Regions from separate parts of the Homo sapiens genome. Here region 1 is linked to region 2. Evidence: read pairs that join two places in POLR2A ChIA-PET (ENCODE). Cell type or tissue: Panc1. All regions are shown on one strand. Links, peaks and the distances in the headings refer to the core of each region. The heading gives the core; the rest is flanking DNA.

Region 1 (11,730 bases), core at 5,861-8,360, 88 kb before region 2:
AAGGTGCTGGCAGATCCAGTGTCTGGGGAGGGCCCAAGAAGTGCTTGGGTTGTAGATGGCCACCCTCCCTTGTATCCTCAGATGGTGGAGAGCAGAGTGAGATCAAGCTCTCTCATGTCTCTTCTTAGAAGAGGGCTCCACCTTCATGACCTAATTACCGCCTAAAGACTCCACATTCTAATACCATCACATTGGAGGTTAAGATTTTGACACACGAATTTGGGCAGGGACACACATGTGCAGTCTATAACAGGAACCATCTACTATAATTTGTTTCCGAGGGAAGGAGCAGAAACCTATCACTTTTGAGCGACTATGATGTGCCAGGCCTTGTTCAAAAACTCAATGGCAGGTAAGATGATACTCGATTTCCTGATAAGTAACCTGCAGCTCTGAGAGTTGAAGTAAGTTTCCCAGTTGCAAGCTGGTCAATGTAAGATCAGGAAATCCCAGGGCTGTGTGTGCTCTTTCTTCCACACTGCACCCATCACAGGTGAGCCAGGCCGTTGGAGCAGCCCTCTGAGGGTAGCACCTGAGAGGAGACGTGGTCCTGGTGAACACACATGCGAGGCCCTTCCAGCAAGGGCCTAGCTGCTGGAACTGTAAAGCACAGTGGGCCCTGGCCCCTTCCTGACCATCAGGCCCCATCATTTGTATTGCCCTCCATGGTGTTGGCCCAGGCTCCAGCCATAGGATGATGGTCTCTGGGTAATTTCTGAGATTTCAGGTCATTTTTTTTTCTTTTTTTCGTTCTTATTGGTATTCTGGGTTTTCTTCAGTGAATATAATAGAAATAATAAGTAAAGAAAGATCCTGCTCCTCTAGAAAGCAGATGAACATGTAAACAGGTAACTATTGCACAAGATGGAGCCAAACACAGAAAGCAGAGGACTGTGTCAGTTCAAAGAGAAAAGTGATTCATTCTGCCTGTAGAAATCAAAGATTCAAGGAGGAGGTGACTGTTCTGGGCATTAAAAAATGAATAGGATTTTGATGTATAAAAAGTCTCCTGGACTGTGGGAATAGACTTGAACTAAGGCCCAGAGTCATGCTAGGGTATGACAGGTCAGAAAGCAAAAGTTGTAGAGGGAGACTGAGCTAGCCAGCCCATAATATGGCCTTAGGAACTCCTACCTCCTGGTATTCGCACGTTTCTATAGTCCTCTCCCACACGGTATCAGGGTTGGTCTGTGCAACCAGTGGAACACAGTAGAAGGGATGGTGTGCCACTTCTGAAATAAGTTATAGAAGACACTCCAGCTTCCATCTTGGTCACTGTCTCCTATGCCTTATTTGTCTTGGATCACTCACCCTATGAAGAGACCCACGTATTGAGGGACTGAAGTTTCAGCAGCACATGAGTGACCTTCGAAATGGATCCTCCATCACCTTCAGATGACTGCAGCCCTGGATCACAACTTCACCACAACCTTGAGAGTGACCCTCACCTTGAACCTCCCAGCCAAGCTGTTCTCAGGTACCCAGAAACCATGTGAAATGATAAATGTTTATTGTTTTAAGCTGCTAAATTTGGGGGTAATAGGTTATGCAGCAAGAGATAACTAAGATAGATGTAGTGGAAGCTAAAGCTGAAGAGAAATTTGAAGCCAAATCATAATCAGCCTTGAATGCCCTGTCAAGAAATGTGGACTGACCTGTCAGCAATAGGGACCTGTTAGAGATGATCAAGGACCAAAGCACTGAAATATGCGTTAGACAGGATCTCTGAAGGCTGTGTGAGGGAGGAACTGGAGACACGTCAGGATGCTCATACAGCAGGCTAGATGAGAAAAAACAAGGGCCTGGCCGGGCATGGTGGCTCAGACCTGTAATCCCAGCACTCTGGGAGGCCGAGGCAGCCAGAGGCAGATTGCTTGAGCTCATGAGTTTGAGACCAACCTGGGCAAGATGGCAAAACCCTGTCTTTGCAAAACATACAAAAAGTAGGCTGGTGTGGTGGTGTGCACCTGTAGTCCCAGGTACTTGGGAGGCTGTGGTGGGAGGATGGCTTGAGCCTGGGAGGTGGAGGTTTCAGTCAGCCAAGATTGTGGCACTGCACTCCAGCCTGGGTGACAGAGCCAGACCTTGTCTCAAAACAAAAAACAGAACAAACAAACAAAAAAATCCACAAAAAGCGAGGGCCTGGACTGAGCAGTGCCAAAGGGAAGAGAGAGGAGGTGGCAGTTAGTAGATACATTGGAGTTAGAATTTCTGGGACTTGTTTACTGATTGAATTGGGGGTCTGAGAGGGTGGGGGAGGTGTTAGACTCTGAAATGTGCAAAACAGACTCTCACTCAAATGCACCAAACAAGGGGAACGATGACAGAGGAGAAGCCATAAACCAGGCCCTCCGCAAGCGCTATTCAGGCACTGGAAGAAGTGCTATTAGGAGGTTGCCTTGCCACCCGTCAGCAGCAGCACGCCATTGGTCTTCTATCTGCTATTGCTCTGTAGCTTGCTACTAAGGACTTCTCTTGTCTCACAACTTGCTTCCCCTTTGCTTTTGCAGACTTGTGGCACGTGATTTTATATCTGCCTCTCATCTTTCCTCTATGTGTCTTTTAACTTCTACTCCCCACTGGCTAATCGACTTGCTCTCTGCATCTCTAGTTGGAACTTTGAGAGGGAAGGTCTTGACAATTCAGTTTATATCCATTGTCTCTGTGAGGCAACAGTCTCAGTAATTTGGCTGCCAGTGCTTCGAGTCCAGTCAGCTGTGGACAGGGAGGCAAGGTCACTTTGTCTAAGCAGGGCACCCTGGCTAGAAGAAATGTTTTGGGGAAGGGCTGCAGGCATGATAGGCTTTTTGAGGCTGAGCCTACATGGAAGCTGTCAGAAAGGACTGCAAAGTTTCTAGCCTGGGTCCCTATAAGAGAGGTTAAAGGAAATTGGCAATGAAGGATGAGAAGCCAGTTGGCTTGGTGGATGGAGAGGTTTGAGGTACATGTAGGAGAGAAAGACATACATGGAGGGAGATACCCAGAGGAAGCTTCAAATTCAGGTCTGGAATTCAACTGAGGTCAGACCTGGGGAAGAAGATTTAGAGAAGAGCACCAGAATGATCACAGAAGTTATAAGAATGAGGTGCCCTGGACACGGGGAGATAAAATTCAGTCCCCTCTGGGGATAGGAGGGCAAAGGAATAACTGGACTGATTCTTTGTCTTTCTCCACAGAAGGCCAGCTAACTTCCAAAATTACCCCAGGATTCATCATATCAAGGGGCAAATGGCTTCCTGTTTCTCTCTGTGTCCTCTCAGGGCATTAGTGTCTGGCCCTCTCTCAAGGTACCTGAATGCTGGGAGCCTGAATCTGACAATGCCCATTGCACCTCACAAATCAGCTTGAGACAATGCTCACATATGTTCCCCCTGCTTCATATGTCTCGGTTATACTTGAGTAACGCTCATATACTTTTACCCCATTTTGTATCTCTCAGTTATACTTGAATAACGCTCATATACTTTTCCCATTTCGTATCTCTCAGTTGTACTTGAGTAACACTCATACATTTTTCCCATTTCGTATCTCTCAGTTGTTACTCAGTTGAGTAACACTCATATACTTTTCCCCTGTTTTGTATCTCTCTGTTATACCTTGAGTAATGCTCATATACTTTTCCCCTACCTTGCATCTCTTAATTAGAAAAATGCCACACATGGTGTTCCAGGCTACTCTCTCAAGAGATTATGTAAGTAATGACTCCTAAACTGGGAAAAGACATACAACTCTGCAGATGAGTTTGAACTCTTTTCTCCTCCCTTCCTCCAGGTGGTTCCTTTCCAAAGATGATATAATTAGCAATAAAGTCAATAAAATCTGGATTTTTTTCTAACTCATCCAAAAACTGTTACCCAGCATGTAGAATAGCTATTAGCAGTCATTGAGCAATGCCCACTCACCCTTTGGAAGGCACTTTTATTTTCTGGTCTCAGCAGCCCAGGAAGAATGACTGTTGGTAGTCATGGGCCTAGTTTAAGAGCAGAGCCACTGGATGCACACCACGTGTGCTCATCAGATCACAGAAGCAGTCATTCTCAGACACAAGGGCCTGCTGAAAGAGAGGACAGGGCAGGATGCTCAGGACAGGACTGTCGAATCTCTAGTTCCCTCTTCCCTGCAGTTACTATCCACATATACATCAGATATCTCTTCTACCTCCAGTAATCCCCCCATTAATGCATATCTTTAAAAAAAAGATACAATTTGAATTTAACTTGGAATATGGATGATCTGTAGCTATATTAGCCAAAATAGGCTAGGTTATGCTGTGGTAGTAGACCACCCCAAAATCTCAAGGACTTACAACCACAAAAACTTATTTCTTGCTCATGCGCCACATTCATCTAGGATCAGCTATGGTTGCACTCCATGTTGCCTTTATTCTAGGACCCAAATTCATAAAGCAATCTCTGCGTGGAGCATAACAGGTATCATTTTAGAAGTGAAAGAGAACTTGGGAAAACACAAGTTGGCTCTTAATGTTTTCACATTGTGGGAAGCAACACATATTACTTATACTCATGGTATTAGCTACCTATTGCTGTATAACAAATCACTTCAAAATGTAGTCATTTATTATCTCACAGTTTCTGTGGGTCAGGAATTCAGGCTGCATGGCTCTGGTTCAAGATCTCTCATGAGATTGTAGCTGAGGCTGCCTCATCTGAAGGCTTGTCTAGGGCTGGAATATCTACTTTCAAAGTAGCTCATTCATAAGGCTGGCAAGTTGTTGCTGGTTACTGGCTGGGGCTTCAGTTGCTCTCCATGTTTGTCTTTTCATGGAGTTGTTTTAGTGTCCTCATACTATAGTTCATGACTTTCCCAGACCAATGATCCTAAATGGGAAGTCAGAAGCTTTGTATAACTTTATCTTTGAAATCACATATTGTCACTCCTGCCATACTCTATTGACCACAGGGCCATCCCTGACTCAGTGTAGAAGGGGGTTACACTAGGGCATGAATGCCTGAAGAAGAGGATCCCTAGGGGCCATTTGGTGACCTCACTCACATTTCTTTGGCCAAAGTAAGTCCTGTGACCAAACCTGACTTCAGTGAAATGGCAATGCACAACCCTCCTATGGAAAGGAAACTGAAGTATTTAGCCAGCTGAAATACCATCTATCATAATGGCTTATAGATGAAGACTCTTTAACACATCACTAGCCCAAAGAGCTTTCTTTTTCCTGTTACTTCTTCTCAAAGTTCTTGCCTCCACCAATAGCACAGCCCAATTATGCTCAATTTTCTTCAATGGGCTCAGGGACCACTTCAATGAAATGAAGGAGATTAAAGATCACTGGTATGATGACACTTAAGTCTCTTCCAGTAAGTCAAGGTTTTGAGAAAGTGTGCTAAGATCAGCTATGTCTGTGTAGAACAGTTGCACACTTTTAGCAGAGCCTCAAGGTAGAGCCTCGGGAGCTAGAAATAGACCCAAGTCAGACTTCAGGCAATGTGTTGGTCAGAAGCTGGTCAAGAGCAGTGAGGCAGAGACCTCAGGGTACAGAGCAGGAAAAAGCAGCAAATCAAACACCAGGAGAACAAAAAGGTGGAACCAGGAGGACATAAGCCTTGAAGGCCAAGCCAAGTCCAATGTTCTTGTGTCATATCAGGAAGTCAAGAGTCAAGGAGGCCAAGAACCAGAGATTCACAGCACCACAGAGACCTCGGTTCTGAGATAAATTCCCATCTCAGTTCTTAGAACCATATTGTCCTTGACCTTATCTTCTAGATGTGTCCCATTCACATTCAGTATAGCCCAAGTATATTTACTGAAACCAAGATTGTGATTTCTACAATTGTTACTACAAAATTGATTTCTATAATTGTTATCACAATACAAAGTTCCGTCTACCATGAGTGCTCAATAAATGTTTATTGATAGTTAACTATTGCCATCCATTCCCATATAATAAAATATATGGGAAAATGTAGCTGTTCAGCATTATCAGGTATCTAGGTCCCGAGAGTTTTGAGTTTCCCTCAGTAACCAAAACAGATGACCTCATTAATGAAAGGAAACTTGAAGAGGCAGGTTAAAGATGGCTAATAATTTTTTGACATTCCTTCTGTAAAGAGATGGGGTTTATTTCTCTTCTCCTTAAATCAGGGAAAGCCTGGCTGTTTTGATCAACAGAGCATGGTGGAAGTCATGCTCGGCCAGTTCAGGTCTTGCCTGCATATACAATAACAGCTTCAAAAAAGTAACCAGATCTACAACTAAGTGACCCCTGCTCTGGCTGAGCAACAGCTCACACACTCCAGAAGTGCATATTAGAAGATACAATGCTTATTTAAGTATTGGAAATCACATTACCATCTAAAGCTCCTGCCTTTATGAGGTATTTGGAGTGTTTTAAGTTAAGAGGGCTGTGATTACAACTGTCTTTAATGTTATTAGCCCCAAGATCTGAGGGTCCACTCACTCATCTGGGCACTTCTGTCATATTACAAAGAAGCTTCATAGACAGCTCTTTCAGCAGTAATGTTCCTTCACCACCATGTAATAAAAGGAAATTAGACAATTGTAATTCCCACATGGAATTTAACCAAGAGGCTCCAGAGTCTCTTACTCCCAACCTACTACCTCAATTCCAGAGAGGATATGGGGGCATGGTGGGAAACTTTTGGACTATAACATAGGATAATCTAATTTGGAAGTTGGTATCTGTTTGAGATCATTTTTTTCTTCCCCTTTTCTTTTTCAACTTCTTGGTAAAGAAGAGATACTTTTTCAACAGCCAAGCAACTGATTCTACCTGACACTGCCAACCCCAACTCAGGCATGGCCCATCCCTGATGGTGGTCTCTCATGGTGGTTCCCAAACTCTGATTCTCAGACAGGTGCTGGGCTGGCTGCATCAGAATCCCCTGGGGAGCTTGTAATGTGGTCTCCAGGCTGCACCTGAGAAGTCTCTGATTGTCCAGGTCTGGGGTCATCCAGAGGATGTATATTTTCCCCCAAGGCTCTCCAGATGATTCTGATGCACAGCCAGGTCTGGAAACCACTGGTTTAGGTGAACATTGGTTCATTTCAATAAATCAAAACCACATGCCAAGACCATATGTTGCTACTGATATATATCAAACCCACTGACACACAGAAGAGTCAATAGTAGTTATGCTAATGCTTAGTAACAATGCTACCCTTTGACTAGGAAGAAGACAACAAACACCCACAACCTTTATTAGTGACTGTGTGTATGTAACAGAAGTTTAAGCAAAAAAAAAAAAGGTGATTTATTATAAGGAAACAAGAGGCTGGGCGCAGTGGCTCATGGCTATAATCTCGGTACTTTGGGAGGCCAAGGTGGGCGGATCATGAGGTCAGGAGTTTGAGGCCAACATGGTGAAACCCCGTCTCTACTAAAATTACCAAAATTAGCTGGGTGTGGTGGCAGGCACGTGTAATCCCAGCTACTCGGGAGGCGGAGGCAGGAGAATTGCTTGAACCTGGGAGGTGGAGGTTGCAGTGAACCGAGATCGCACCACTGCACTCCAGCCTGGGCGACAAGAGCAAGTCTCCATCTCGGGGGGAAAAAGAAAAATTAGCCAGGCATGGTGGCGGGCACCTGTAGTCCCAGCTACCCGGGAGGCCGAGGCAGGAGAATTGCTTGAACCTGGGAGGCGGAGGTTGCAGTGAGCCGAGACCACACCACTGCACTCCAGCCTGGTGACAGAGTGAGACTCCATCTCAAAAAGCAAATAAATAAATAAATAAATAAATAAATAATAAGAAAACATGGCTATCTTACAGAAACCAAGGTCCAGAGCTACATACCAGAAGAAAAAACTAGAATAAAAACTATGCTGTCAGGACCCAGGTCTCTCTTTCTACCACTTTTTAGTTTGTTTTTTGTTGGTTGGTTGTTTTTTAATCTCTGCTTTTGTCATCACCACTCTTTTATTTTATATCTGCAATGTGGCTGTCTCCGCTTCCCTGGACACGTGTACCAAACACAGCGTCCTCAGCCCCTGGTTTGCCATACTTTCTTGTCCTTGTTTCCAACAAGGACAGTCTAGAGACTGGCTGGAGCAGCCAGAGAATGCAAACTGGTGTGCTACAGCAGACATGGCCTGCAACTGTGTTTGCTTTGGACGACACGAATTTTTTTCAAATATAAAATAATTATTTTGAGATTTCATATGAAAACATGAATTCTGGACTTCTGTAAATATCAGAAAAACTGGCAAACTGGGATTACATGTGACAGCAATCGGCTGGAGTTGAATGATGGCCACCTCCTTGGCACAGAGCCTGTGCTCTCCAGTTTGCCACTATCTCTATTGTATCTATCTTGGCTCAGGCTGCTCTAACAAGAATACTGCAGACTGGGTGGTGCAAACAAGAAACATTTATTTCTCACAGTTCTGGAGGCTGGGATGTCTGAGACCAGGGTGCCAGCATGGTTGGTTTCTGGTGAGGGCTGTCTTTCTGGTTCTCTCACATGGCAAAGAATAGAGAGAGGAAGGAATTTCTTTCATGTCTTTTCTTACAAGGTCACTAATTCTATCATGAGGTCTCTACCCTCGTGAGCTAATTACCTCCTAAAGGTCCCATCTCCAGAAACCATCACATTATGGGTTAGGATTTCAACATATGAATTTTGGGGAGTGCTATGGTCTCAAAAACTCATGTGGAAATTTAATTGCCAGAGTAACGGTATTAAGAAGTGATTAGGAATGGATTAATGTCATTATCACAGGAGCAGTTAGTTATTGTGGGAATGGGTTCCTGATAAAAGGATACATTCTGGCCCCCATCCTTTCTTTGTCTTACACGCTTGTTTGCCCTTCTGCCTTCTGCCCTTCACCATGGGATTATGCAGCACAAAGGCCCTCACCAGATGCCAGCACCATCTGGACTTCCCAGCCTCCAGAACCATGAGCCAAATAAGCTTCTATTTTTTATAAATCACCTAGTCTGTGGTATTCTGTTATAGCAGCACAAAATGAACTAAGCCAGGGAAACACAAACATCCAGTTCATAGCAGGATCCCAGACCCCAAGATCATGGATCAGATGCTGTCTACCATAGCAGTTGTGCTATTGGTTTCCTTATACCTGTATCAGTCATTATGTTACACTCTAGACCCTTGCAAGCATTTTAATTAGCAACTCCACTGAATTTTCTAAGTGTACATTCTAAACTTCCAGAAGAAAATTAGATTGACCCAGCTTGATCATGTATCTGCCCCTGGTCCAAGCAGCTCAGCCATGATAGGATGCATGTAGCTCAGGACCCACTCAGTAGAAACTATGGGAGCAGAAATTCTGAGATGGGAGTGAGGGCAAGTTCTCCAAGAAGACAGTATGGGGAGGGAGGAAATCATTGACGATGGCTCTTGTATACCTGCCATTGGTTTCACTTTTAGGATTCATGCTCTTATCCTTCCATATTTTATCTAGGCATAGATAAGCCTTCTATGACCAAGCCACAAACATTTTGTGCAAGATAGGCAACAGAGTTTATGGGTGTAATCTGAGTTGGTGGACGGTGCAGAGGTCTGAATGGGTTTTTTATTTTGTTTTGTTTTGTTTTAAGAGATGCTATGGTGTAAGCTCTGCAAAGGCAAGAATTTTTGTAAGCTTGGTTTTCTGATTGATCTCAAGCACCAAGAATAGTGTCTAATCCACAGATGTGCCCTATACACATTGAGTGAGCAAGTGAATCAATGAACTGAATCTCTGTCATATGCTGAAGAGCCACGGTTTTCAGCTGGGAGTCCCTCTTTGAATTACTTGGAATGTTTTGTTTTGTTTTGTTTTGTTTTTTTGAGACGGAGTTTCACTCTTGTTGCCCGGGCTAGAGTGCAATGGTGAGATCTCAGCTCACCAAAACCTCCACCTCCTGGATTCAAGCAATTCTCCTGCCTCAGCCTCCCAAGTAGCTGGGATTACAGGCACACGCCACCACGCCTGGCTAATTTTGTATTTTTAGTAGAGATGGGGTTTCTCCATGTTGGTCAGGTTGGTCTCGAACTCCCGACCTCAGGTGATCTGCTGGCCTCGGCCTCCCAAAGTGCTGGGATTACAGGCGTGAGCCACCGCACCCAGTTGAAAGTTTTTAAAAGTACAGACTTGCCGGGTACAGTGGCTCACGCCTGTAATCCTAGAACTTGAGGACTTTGGGAGGCCGAAATGGGTGGATTGCCTGAGTTTAGGAGCTAGAGACCAGCCTGGGCAACGTGGTGAAACTCTATCTATACTAACATACAAAAAATTAATTGGGTGTGGTGGCATGCACCCGTAGTCCCAGTTACTTGGGAGGCTGAGCCGCAAGAATTGCTTGAACCTGGGAGGCAAAGGTTGTTGAGAGCCAAGATTGTACCACTGCACTCTAGCCTGGGGAACAGAGTGAGACTCTGTCTCAAAAAAAAAAAAAAAAAAAGAAGTACAGACTCCTTTCCATAGGTAGGGCCAAGGAGTCTACATTTTTGGAAAAGCATACTAGGAGATTTTGATGAACAGGGATTGTTTTTAAAAACAAATAAACAAACAACAAAAATACTAAGATCTTCGCATGGTCTCAGATTCTTTAACAAAATTCTCTGAAATAATTAAAGAACAAGGGGAAGGGAGAAAGGCAGAGGAAAAATGGATAAATGGAAAAATTGAAAACAAAGGAAATAGAGGAAAACATTTTGAAACTTTTCAAATATGTTAAAAGCATTTCTAGCTAATGTTACTTACTTAGCACAAGCTGAATTAGCACAAATTGGATTTAAAATACCTTTGAAAACAATTTGTACAATTTTCATTGTGAAAAATCAAGCAGCCACTTTATAATTTGGAAAAATTTCATTTTCAGGTAGTCATCATGTTATAATAATTGTCTAAGAATGGCTACCAAGATTATGTATTGACTTTTCTCTTGAACATTTGTATAGGGGGTATTAAACTTTAAATAAGTATGAATTGATACTCAGGCTAAAAAAATTAATCTGCCCTAAGTTAGTCTCCTGCTGTTTGTACAAAGGCAAAAAACTGCCTGCTCCCGCATGGGTGTCATCATGGCAGAGCACATTTTCAAATGATGCTGGTGAATCCACAATGTAGTACATACTGATCACATGAGCCTCAGAGCATGGCCTCTCAACGGTCATTGGCATTCTCAGGCAGTGATCAAAATCAAGTTATACAATACACTATGCAGTTTATTCTGAGCACAGCCAATGGTTAGGTTTCAATTTCATTAAAATAAATACGTAAGGACAACCAGTGCTGGAAGTTGGTAGTGTTTTACCTCACTTTCAGTAAACTTTACCCCACATCCACGAGGGTGGGTGAACTAGTGCTTAGACAGAACAGAAAGTTAACAAGATGCTGAGAAGTGGAGTCTGTACCACAAGACCCCAAAATGAAATCCAAAGGTGGTGAGCAGGCAACTGATAGCAGCAACAAGCTGGAGAGATGGCAGTGATTACAGGACTTTCTAAGGGTCAAAAGCAATGACCCAGCACCTCAGGAATTACCTTACTATCTGCCCCATTTCTCATATTATTTGTAAGTGCCAGCCAGCTAGAACCCTATACCCAGAAACATATCCCAAAAGGAAGCCAGGAAGGTCTTTTTTTTTTTTTTTTTTTTTTTTTTTGAGACACAGTCTTGCTCTGTCACCCAGGCTGGAGTGCAGTGGTGCGCTCTTGACTCACTGCAAACTCCGGCTCACTGCAACCTCCACCTTCCGAGTTCAAGTGATTCTCCTGCTCAGCCTCCCAAGTAC
Region 2 (11,730 bases), core at 4,788-7,287:
GGAGGTTTGTTTGTAAAGTGGAAAAATTAGAAACAACCCAATACCTGTATTAATAGTATTAGTATTGTGATCAGTATTATTGATCACAAATCATTAGTATATCCTTGAAGTAAAATACTATACACCACCAAAAAATGAAGGTATAATGTGTACTGATATAAAAAGAGCTATCAAATATATTAAATGGGGTGGGGGGAAGGAAGCTGTAAAAAGGAAAAAAAAAACCCACAAAAGTAGTAGGTATGGCATGTGATACCAAACTATATATGCAAGACATGCATAGAAGAGAGACCTGGAGGAATAAATACTAAATGTAATGGGAATAGGATAGTTTCCTATATTTCAGACTTGTTTGATTGTATTGTAATGTTTTACAATCAGGAAAAAAAAACTAAAACCGTGAGACAGTGATCTTACTTATAACTAGCTCTTTTAAGATTTTGAAGCAGTCCTTTGTATTAGTACATAGCTACCGATCTTTCTGCAGTTCTGTTTTTATATTAATAAATACCTAAAATTGGCCAGAGATTCCTAGGGCATTGTTCTTCATCTGAAGTTATTTACTGCTTTAAAACATTTTAAAATTCTTCATTGTGAAAGTATCACAGTTACTGTGTCTTTTTTTTTTTTTTTTTTTTTTTTTGAGATGGAGTGTTTGTTGCTCTGTTGCCCAGGCTGGAGTGCAGTGGTGCGATCTTGACTCACTGCAAGCTCCGCCTCCCAGGTTCATGCCATTCTCCTGCTTCAGCCTCCCTAGTAGCTGGGACTACAGGTGCCTGCCACCAGGCCTGGCTAATTTTTGGTATTTTTAGTAGAGATGGGTTTTACTGTGTTAGCCAGGATGGTCTTGATCTCCTGACCTCATGATCTGCCTGCCTCGAGCCTCCCAAAGTGCTGGGATTACAGGTGTGAGCCACCGTGCCCGGCCTACTGTGTCTTTTTTAAAATCTTGGGCTTTGAAATACCAGTGTGGTAAACTGCTAATCTGTGTTTACCCTGCAGGTGGCGCTGGTGGTTTTGTGGTGTTCTTCAGCGTGACTCAAGTAAAATTCCCTTCAGCTGGGAAATCACTTAGATATTGGTTCTGCTTGTAGAATGTTATCTTTCATGTAATCTGTTGAATATCAGACATTTTCTTACTATTATTTCAAGAAATACATGTAGCAGGAAAAAATCTACTAACAAATTATTAGGATATAATTATATTTTATACCTTATTTATCTACTTTATTATTCATTACAATTTCTGGGAAAATTAAATTTATTTCAGCAGTTCATTACTTTCCAACTCCCTTAAAATTCCAAAACTTCATCAAAAAACTGGCAGTAGAACTAATTTTTTCAAATTAATTCTCTTTGAAGTCTTTCATTTTCCTTTCTGTTTGTGTGTCTGACTCCCCCTTTCTTTCTCTCAGTCTGTCAAGTTCAAGAGCAGCTCAGATGCCATGAATTAAGTGGAGCACAAAAGGGGGAAAGGAGACCCTTTTGAAGAACAAAGGCCTCCCATTAGGCTGCCATGTTCTTTTTTGACCAAAAGTGCACCCTACATGGTTTCTATTGTTGTCCACATGCCCTGCACATAAGGTAAATACAGCAGATCCTCATTACCTCACGTTTTCCTCCTCTTCCTCCTATGCCACACACAACCAGTGAAGCTTTGGGTCTTTGATGTCTTTAGGCATTCTTATACAGTTGCTTTATCTCCTTTTAAAAACCTACAGGGGTAGAAGTGGAAGTGGAGAGCAATGCACACCGAGTAGTAAAACCTCACAAGAAGGGAAAATGAGCTGTTAGAGAAGCTGCAACCCAGGAATCCAGGGCAAGTGGAAAGATCCAGAGATTTTACTGTTGTTGTTCTCTATTCTCTGTCTTTTAATCCTATAGCTTAAAAATCCTGTATTTTTAAAGTAATAACTTTGATTTACATTCACTATAGTTTTTCCTCCCTTTGTCCGTGTAACAAGACAGGCAGGTGGGAATAAATTTAATTGCTGAGAGCAGTTCATGTAATGATCAGAAATTCTTGCTAATCTGCTCCTACTTATTGGATGTTGGCTCTTTGGTGTCATGGAGATGGCTTTACTGTAGGTTTGTTGTGTTGCATTACTTTTCATTGGGATTGAACTGAGAAATAACAAACAAGCTTTAAGTGGGAAATTAAAAAAAAGAAGTAACCTATGTAGATCCAAACTTAAAATGTGAGAAATTATTGAAATTTCATTTTCTACAAACTTGAAATTAGCCTGCTAATTGTAAAGTTGTTTTAATAATGCTGACAAATGTCAGTTACGTTTGCAAAGGAGTGTATGGTTCTAGGTATTTGCCTACTGTTAACCGTTGAGAAAAACATTGTCAGGTTAGCAAGTCTATTGAAATAGAGACCTCCTTAGTTTACAGCAAAGAATAAATAGCTGATGACTGGAGATTGGGACTAAGGTTTTATTTATTTATATTCTTTGAAAGAAATCGGACAGTTAATAAGTGGTTTGTGGTAGAGTTGAAGGATGTCTGAGAGATGGAAAGAGAGTGACAAAGGAGGAGAAGGAATAGTATTTCTTTTTTAGTATTGTTTTGAAATTAAAACTCTGTTATTTTAATATGGTAAAGAGCAAGAGTTGGGTTGGGCGCGGTGACTCACGCCTATAATCCCAGCACTTTGGGAGGCCGTGGTGGGCAGATCACCTGAGATTAGGAGTTTGAGACCAGCCTGGCCAACATGGCGAAACCTTGTCTCTACTAAAAATACAAAAATTAGCCAGGTGTGGTGGCACATGCCTATAAATCCCAGCTATTTGGGAGGCTGAGACAGGAGAAGCACTTGAACCTGGGTGACAGAGGTTGCAGTGAGCCGAGATCCCGCCACTGCACTCCAACCTGGACAACAGTGTGAGTCTCTGTCTCAAAAAAAAAAAAAAAAGAGTAAGAGTCGAACTTAGGACAACGTATGTTTTCTTTTTTTTCTGACGTTGAGCTAATGGTGGGCAATTTGTGACTTAACATTTAGTGACCACCTTGAACTCTCCCTGAGTTTGTGGGTCTGCCCTTTTAGGATTATAGAGGTGATTCAGTGGTGTTAAAAACAACATTAAAGGGATTAAAGAAGTAATTCCTTTGTAGGAACAGTAGTAACATTTTATTTTGAAAATTTCATGAGGAAATTTTTAGTATTCCTATTTTTTTCCCCATATGTTCTTCAAATAAATATACATAGCACATTCAACATTTTTGGTCCTAAGAATTTCTTATATTAAAATCTGACTAGCATAGCTGAAGTTAAAAAAAAAAGGCCTGTTAACTACTTGAGGAAATGTTTTGACTCTTTATGGACCCTGAATATTGCTTTTCAGGAAGTATTCCTTGTTTTGTTTTTTTGGGTACAGCAGTCTGCAAGAAGCCTTTGGTTTATGTACTTGGCAGCAAAATAAAAGGCAAAGAGCTTCTTGCTGTGTGTTATGTAGGAAATTACCATTCCTGTTGTCTGTGTAGGATGTTCTAAAGATGTAGCCAGGAATCTCAGAGGAGAGAGAGAAGAGACAGAGAGAGAGAGACAGACAGAGAGTCAGACTTGTAGTTCTAATATTTTCTTGCTTTTGCCTCTGCCTCTGGTCATACATTGGATTGTTTTTCTGCTTTTGTTCCTTGGGGTGGCATCTGTCTTCAGGAGAAATCACTCCATAGTCAAACACAGATTGCTGAACTGTGGCATTTTTGCTGTTACTGTTATCCTGAATTTACTGGGAACAGTTTTAATATGGGTGCATTTAAACACTTGTTTGTGGATAGGGAGAGATGGAGAGTGAAATTTCATTCTCTGTTGAATGCTCCGTCTCCTGCCCAGCACATTTCTGCCCCTTCCACATGGTTTTTCACTAACTCCTGAATGTTTCTCTATGCTAATCTGAAAGCTCTACAGCAGAGACTACACATTTATACAGTTCCCCACATACAGGGTCACTTTATGAAATGAATTATTTCTTGACATTTTTCAGGTTTGTGATTGTACCTTTCCAAGCCAGTGTTAACACATTTCAAATATTGTGAAAAGTTGAATTTATGCTAGCATTGTTTTAATTATTTAAATAACTTAACATTTTAGAACCTTGTGGCTTTAGATTTAAAGAGGTATCAAGTCCTTAAAACATTTTCGGTTATTATCCTAATATTAATACAATAATAGTCATTAGACAAATAGTAAATTTTAAAAAGAATAAAAATTAAAAAGAACACCTAACTGGGAAAGTGGGAGAGAAGCCATTTAAAACAATAAACTGAAACTCTTTTCCTGAGTTTCCTTAGAAGCCATTTGGACAATTAATGGAGAGATTTTAAACATTAAATGTATTTGTGACTAAAACTTGCCTTTTCAACAAGACACCCGAACTGCCAAGACTTCACAGGGGTCTCATTGTAGAGAATTAAAATTCAATGATGGTTGAAAGAGAAAAGGCATAATAAGATTGGTCAGACTTCTATATTTATTCAAAGATTGAGCATGAAAAGATTTGGAGCTTTACAGTATTTCAAGGAAGTAGGATGTGTAAAAAGTTGAGATGGGTGGCTTATTTTCTGACATGAGTAGATTTTGATTTAAAACATTCAAGCTGTGCCCTGGGGAGAGGGATGTGTAAGGAGGGAAGGAATCTGATGAAATGAGGACCTCAGAGAGTTTCTGTGGAAGGCTTAGAACTGGAAGTGGTGAATTAGTGAACCATCAAGAAAGAGAATATTTTTATAGACATTTATAAATTTTTATTTCCACAAACATTGGAAATAATGTAGGAATAGGCAAACAATGGTCCTCAGGTCAAATTCGTGTTTTCTGTTTTTGTATGGCCCTTGAGCTAAGAATGATTTCTACATTTTTTTGTGGGGGAAAATAAAAAGCATAATATTTCATGACATTATAATTATATGAAATTGAAACATCAATATTCATAAACTTTTATTGGGATATAACCATACCCATTTGTTTATGCATTGTCTCTGTAATATCTATAGCTGCTTTTATGCTGCAACAGCAGAGTTGAATAGTTGTGGCAGAGACCATGTGTCCCATAAACACTAAAATGTTTACTTTCTGACTTTTTACACGACAGGTTTGCTGTCCACAGAAATAAAAGAATGTCCGCAGTATGTTAGAATGAACAGTATACAGTTTTTTGTAAGACTAGGAATACTTGCCATTAATAAATTCATTTTCTGTATTCTTATATTTGCTTATCAGGAATAAATGCTTTTTTTGGTGAATGGTTTTCATTCTGAAAAATGTCAAAATAGTAAATATTACCTTTTTTTTTTTTTTTTGACAATGCCCCCTTTTTTGGCTGGGAATGTTCTTACTCTGGTTTTGTAAGTATGTTCCCACACATTAGGATTTCAAAAAAAAAAAAAAACCATATTCAGAACTGTATTAGTCAGTTCTTGCATTGCTGTAAAGAACTTCCTGAGACTGGGTAATTTATAAAGAAAAGAGGTTTAATTGGCTCACAGTTCCACAGGCTGTACAAGCGTGGTGGGGGAAGGCCTCAAGAAACTTAGAATCATGGCAGAAACTGAAGGGGAAGCAAGCAGGTCTTTTATGACCAGAGCAGGAGGAAGAGAGAGAAGTAGGAGGGGCTACACACTTTTAAACAACCAGATCTTGTGAGAACTCACTATTACAAGAACAGCAAGGGGGAAGACTACCCCCATGATCTAGTCACCTCCTTCCAGGCCCCTCATCCAACATCGAGGATTACAATTTGACATGAGATTTGGGTGGGGACACAAATCCAAACCGTATCATTCTGCCCTGGCCCCTCCCCAATCTCTCATGTCCTTCTCACATTGCAAAATACAGTCATCCCTTCTCAGTAGTCCCCCAGAATCTTATTTCAGCATTAACTCAAAAGTCCACAATCCAAAGTCTTATCTGAGACAAGGCAAGTCTCTTCCACTTATGAGCCTGTGAAATCAAAAACAAGTTAGTTACTTCCAAGATAACAACACGGGTACAGGCATTGAGTAAACACACCCATTCCAAAAGGGAGAAATCAACCAAAAGACAGGGGCTACAGGCCCTGTGCAAGTCCGAAACCCAGCAGGGCAGTCATTAAATCTTAAAGCTCCAAAATAATCTTTGACTCTATGTCTCATATCCGGGCAGCACTGATGCAAGGGGTGGTCTCCCAGGTCCTGAGGCATCTCTGCCCCTGTGGCTCTACAGGGTACAGCCCCTCGGCTGTCTTTACAGGCTGTCGTTGAGTGCATGTGGCTTTTCCAGGTACACAGAACAAGCCGTCAGTAGATCTACCATTCTGGGGTCTGGAGGACGGTGGCCCTCTTGTCACAGCTCCAGTAGGCACTGCCTCTGTGGCGACTGTGTGTGGGGGCTCCAACCCCACTCCCCTCTACACTGCCCTCGTAGAGGTTTTGCATGAGGCCTCTGCTCCTGCAGCAGAGTCCTGCCTGGAGTTTCCATACATCCTCTGAAATCTAGGCAGGAGCTCCCAAGCCTCAACTCTTGCCCTCTGTGCACCCGCAGGCTTACCACCACGTGGAAGCTGCCAAGGCTTACAACTTGCCCCATCTGGAGCAGCAGCCTGAGACGTATCTGGGCCCCTTTTAGCCACAAAGAATTTTCTTTCTCTTGGCCTCAGGCCAGTACCTTTTATGCCTTGCCTATTATGTCTGGCAGAAGTGTGGCAGTTGTTGGGAAAGTAACTGGGAGCTCTCATAGGCTTCTGTATGAAAAGCTAGGATAACCACGTTATGAGTAGTGTATGGACAAGAACTTGAACTTGTGGTCTTTCCCCTCTCATCAGCTTCATATTGCTTAAGATAGAAAAATAAGGGATTTCAAAATGTAAGAGTGAAAGAAATTAGAGTTTGACAAAGATATAAAAGCCATAGTTTAAAATAAATGTGTTTTATTTTCTTCCTGAATAATTGAGCCTGAACCAGGAGCATACTGTTCATGTTTAATCTCTATGTGAAAAAACAAGGGTAGTAATTGTAGAGCAAACTCTTGATTTATTCTGAATGACCACCAGTTACTAACTAAAAATACGATTTTCCCCAACTAGGTTTTCTTATTCCTTATAATAGTTGAAGAGTAATAAGGTTGAGATTTTCTTTTTGTGTGTTTCTTTGCTCACATTAAGAAGGTTACTCTATGCAGAACTTTTTGACTACTTTTATTAGTTACGTACCCCTCCTTTCCCTTAATTATTAAAGCTCTAATCTCTAGCATGTAATGTTTTGCTTTTAATCTGTTGCTTCTCACCCTGTTGCTTTAGGTAAAGTTTAAGGGGTTTTATTTTAATAGGCCTGAGTAGAGAATGAAACTATGAAGAATCTGACTATAAAACTAGTAACAGAAATTCACTTGGTTATTTCAGATAATTCCTTTATCTAATATCTTCCTTTCCTCTTCTTTCCTTCTAGGTCTTTTGAGTATTGCCTGGAATTTACTATTTCTGACAAATTTCTATAGAACATGTGGGTCTATGAGGAAGGTTTCATTTTAAATAGGTAGTTACCTATTTCTGTTATTTTATTGTCCTTGTTTTTAGATGAATTTTGCTATGTATTGGGTCTATATTTTGCCCTAGTAAATATAGACCAAAATTACTCTGAATTTTAACACAGTTAAAATTCAGTCTTTGCTGATTAGTAGACTTACTTCTTTGTAGACTCACTGTGTTTCCGAAAGGGTTGGGAGTTAAAATAGTTTGGTTGTCATTTGTTCATATATTCAGTTTTCTGGACAAACCATGAATTATAGTAAAGTTACGCTTTCTTGTAAATCCAGTTCTTGCGAAAATGCTTGTTGCCTTTCATTAATGACAGCATTTCCATCTAAAAATAATGACAACCCTCTCATTTTCCTTTACAGCTCCTTCTTGTTTTCCACCTTTTTTGTTGTCTTTTAGAAAGATACTCTTCTGAAACATACTACTTTTAGTCCTGAGATTTGCAGTGAATGAATTGCAACTGATGAACTCTGGGGCTGCTAATCTTACTTAGTCAAATAAATGTATTTTTTTTTTTTTTTTTTTTTGAGACAGGCTCTCACTCCAGGTTGGAGTGCACGATCACAGCTCACGGCACCTTTGAGCTCCCAGGCTCAAGCAGTCCTTCCACCTCAGCCTTCCCCCAGTAGCTGAGACTACAGGCTTGCACCATCATGCCTGGATTTGGTTTTTGTTTTCTTTGTAGTGATGGAGTCCCAGTATGTTGCCCAGAGTGATCTTGAACTCCTGGGTCAAGTGATCCCCCCACCTTGCCCTCCCAAAGTGTTGGGATTACAGGTGTGAGCCACTGTGCCCGGCTGTAATAATTATTGATAATAGAACTATGATGAGAACAATAGTGTTTTCTTACAGAAGACTTTTTTTTTTTGGCTTATTTAAAAACTGTATTAAAACTTTAAATGTACATCATTCTTCAGTATGACTACAGAAGGCCGCAATGGCCCTGATATCTCTACTTGTTCTTTCTGAAATTGAAGATGGGGCCAAATACTGTGTCTAATTCAACAGTTCAGATTTTTCATTCCCACTTTTTAAAGTGTTAGTGTTCGCTTGAGCACACAGGCGAGATTATGGGATCTTAACATTTGAATCACCTGGCAGAACTCTGAAGGTTTAGGGCAAGGAAAAAAAAGACATCCCAAAATTCTATGCTTACTATCACCCTGTCTTAGTAATGGTAAATTTTAAATTCTACCACCCCCTGCCCAAAAAGATGGGGTAAGAATAATGATTGGTTAAGTGATACATGGAAGACTGCTACATCCTAAAAAAGACTGATGGATGGTTCTGTGAAACACTGCTTATGTCTTAGCTATTTTCCATTCTGAGGTTTCTGTATAAGAATATCTTGTGCCCTGGAAATATTCAAGAAAAAGTACTTTAGATGAGTCTTATTTAATAACTTAAGATTTTATAACAGAGATGGTGGTTTGTGCCACATTATATCCAGCAGTTAGCGATCTAAGAACAAAATATTTAGCTTATACTAGAAGACAACAGTAGTCCCCCTTTATCTGCTGTTTCTTTTTCTGTGGTTTCAGCTTCCCACAGTCAACTGCTGTCCAAAAATATTAAACGGAAAATCCAAGACATAATTTATAAGTTTTAAGTTGCATGCTGTTCTGAGTAGTGAGATGAAATCTCACGGCATCCCACTCTGTTCTGCCGAGGACGTGAATCTTTCCTTTGTTCAGTATATCCCATGCTGTATACACTACCTGCCTGTCAGTCATTCAGTAGCGGCCTATGTTATCAGATTGGCTGATCATTGTATTGCAGTGCTATGTTCAGGTAACACTTATTTTACTTATAGTGGTCCCAAGGTGCAAGAGTAGTGATGCTGACATATTATTATAACTTCTATTTTATTATTCTTATTGTTAATCTTACTATGCCTAATTTATAAATTAAACTTAATCATAGGTATATATATATAGGAAAAACATAGTGTTATATAGGGTTCAATACTAGCCCCAGTTTCAGTTGGGGGTCTTGGAATGTGCCCCCCACAGATAAGAGGGGACTATATTCTTATAGAAGAAGAGTTTGATTTTTTAGGACGTTATTTCCTGTTCAAACCATTGACCCACTCTTTGAGATAAGTTATTCTGAAGCTTTCATATAAGTAAAAGCAATTAAATTTTGCCACCAGCACCATCCTCAACCATTCTGAATTATAAAGTGTTAAAATTAAGAACAGGAAGAATGGAAGTATTCAATAAAAAATGAAGTATTTTCAGTTCCATATTGTCATCAAATAAGGGTGGGAAAGGCAAAGGAGAAAATCAATAAGTATGGAGAAGAAAGAAATGAGTAGATAGAACAAAAAAGATGAGAAAGGAAGCCATATTGAAGTCAGGAGAGAGTGCAGAGCAAGAAAGGATGGGCAGAAAAAAAGAAAACAAGAAAGGAGTTTAATGAGTGAGTAGAATGTGCTCTTGTTGCATTCTACTGCCAGTCTAAGCCATGGAATAGTTCACTATTCTGGGAAGTATTCTTAAGATCATCAGTGACCTTCAGGTCATGAAATCTAATAAGCATTCTTTCAGACCTGTTCTTATTTGACCTCTCAGTGGTGTTTGACACTCTCAACCACCAACTCTTTGTGAAACCTTTTTTTCCCTGAAAGCTGTGAGGTCGTGCTTTCTCGGTTCTCTTCTCATGTCTCTGGTAACTCCTGCTTTGTCTACTTTGGGTTTTTTGTTTTGTTTTGTTTTTTGTTTTTTAAGAGTTGGGATCTTGCTCTGCTGCCTAGGCTGGAGTGCAGTGGCGCAATCATAGCTCACTGCAACCTCACACTCCTGGGCTTAAGTGATCTACCTGCCTTGGCCTCCTAAGTAACTGTGTTCATTTGACACAGTTTAGGAACTAAAGATCAGGTAAAACCAGCCAGTTCCTGAGCTGGAATTGAATCTGTTCAGAATGTCTGGGAACTAACTCCATTTTTACGTGTCAACCATACCTGGCTAATTAAAAAAAAAAAAAAAAAATTGCCTAGGCCAGTCTTGAACTCCTGACCTCAAACGATCCTACCTCAGCCTTCCAAAGCCTCGGATTACAGGCATGAGCCACCTCACCCCAGCCACCTTTGTTGTCCAGAGATGTCAGATTTTGTGAAAGCTCAGTCCTAGGCTTCCATTTCTTTTCATTCTACGACCCAGCAATTATATCTATCCCAATGGCCTCAGTTACTACTCGCTGATGCCGCATGCCATCCTCTGGTGTCCCACATGTCAGTGAATAGCATCACCTTTTTTATTCCAGTTTTCCAAGTTAAAGACTTAGGAGTAATTCCTAATACCCCCTCTCCCTCACTTCCCAAATTCTTACTGTACTAAGGCCTGTCTATTTGACATCCTTTAATAATTTTCAAATCCATATTCTCTGCTGTCTTAGTCTGAGTAGGATTATCTCCCCCTTGCAGCACAATAGTAGCCCTCCATATCCTTGTTAAATTTGTTCTGTACACTGAAGCTAGGGTACTGTATCCTATGAAAACACAAATCCAGTCATGTCATTCTCCTCCATAGCATTATTTCCTGCTACTCTTAGGATAAAGACTAACATTCCCCAGGCCTACTTCTCCACCTCCCCTCTTATTTTTCAAACCCTCTGCACTTGAGCCACTGAGACTTTTGTTCAGATTCTCACAGGTACCATGCTCTGACCTTTTACTTCTCTGCTTAGTCAATTTCCATTTCATTCTTCACGTCTCAACACAAAGACTGTTTCTATAGAAAAAGTGATTATTGATATATGGTCTTGTAAGATTCTGTTCTTTTGCTTATAGCATTTATCATAATTTGTTATTATGTATCTCTGAGACTGAAAACTCCCAAGAGGGATGGGACCTTGTCTGCTTTACTCACTGCTGTATCTCCAGCACCTGGCACATGGTAGGGATTTCATAGATAATGGTTAAATGACTTGAGTTTGTCCTTTCTCTAGATCTAGGGTATTTGTCATTTGTCCATAAATTTTGCTTCAGGAAATTTTAGGGCTCAGCATAATCTGATTAGGCTTCAACGATGAAGATAATGTTACATTTATCATTCGACACAGTTTAGGAACTAAAGGTCAGGTAAAATCAGCTAATTCCTGAGCTGTGGAATTGAATCTGTTCAGATTGTCTGGGAACTTTATTTTTACCTGTCCTGACAAGTCTTCTAAAAAAAGATACGTTGACTTAGCTCACTTTTCAGCAAGCGTTTCAGTG

Evidence for each region. ChIA-PET counts read pairs that join two places held together with the same protein. Peaks named below come from ENCODE experiments on the same cell type or tissue, not always from the same donor. Only the 100,000 strongest peaks of a DNase experiment are listed, where the experiment ranks them.
Region 1: POLR2A ChIA-PET joins it to region 2 with 7 read pairs; 3 of 35 experiments call an interaction of 5 or more read pairs at or near these places.

What each region holds. Positions count from the first base shown.
Region 1 is chr1:167,178,140-167,189,869 of GRCh38, forward strand. It overlaps LINC01363 (long intergenic non-protein coding RNA 1363), which reads right to left. Exons shown (of 4, transcript NR_110811.1): 3 at 3,903-4,054. Among named protein-coding and RNA genes, the nearest start is that of LINC01363, 12 kb to the right of the region's middle. In Panc1, for the core only: no CTCF peak of the experiment used is centred there; no DNase peak of the experiment used is centred there.
Region 2 is chr1:167,267,013-167,278,742 of GRCh38, forward strand. All of the region lies in intron 1 of POU2F1 (POU class 2 homeobox 1), which reads left to right. LOC124900412 (a long non-coding RNA gene) reads left to right here. Exons shown (of 2, transcript XR_007066718.1): 2 at 1-11,730. Among named protein-coding and RNA genes, the nearest start is that of POU2F1, 52 kb to the left of the region's middle. In Panc1, for the core only: no CTCF peak of the experiment used is centred there; no DNase peak of the experiment used is centred there; H3K27ac peaks cover 476 bases.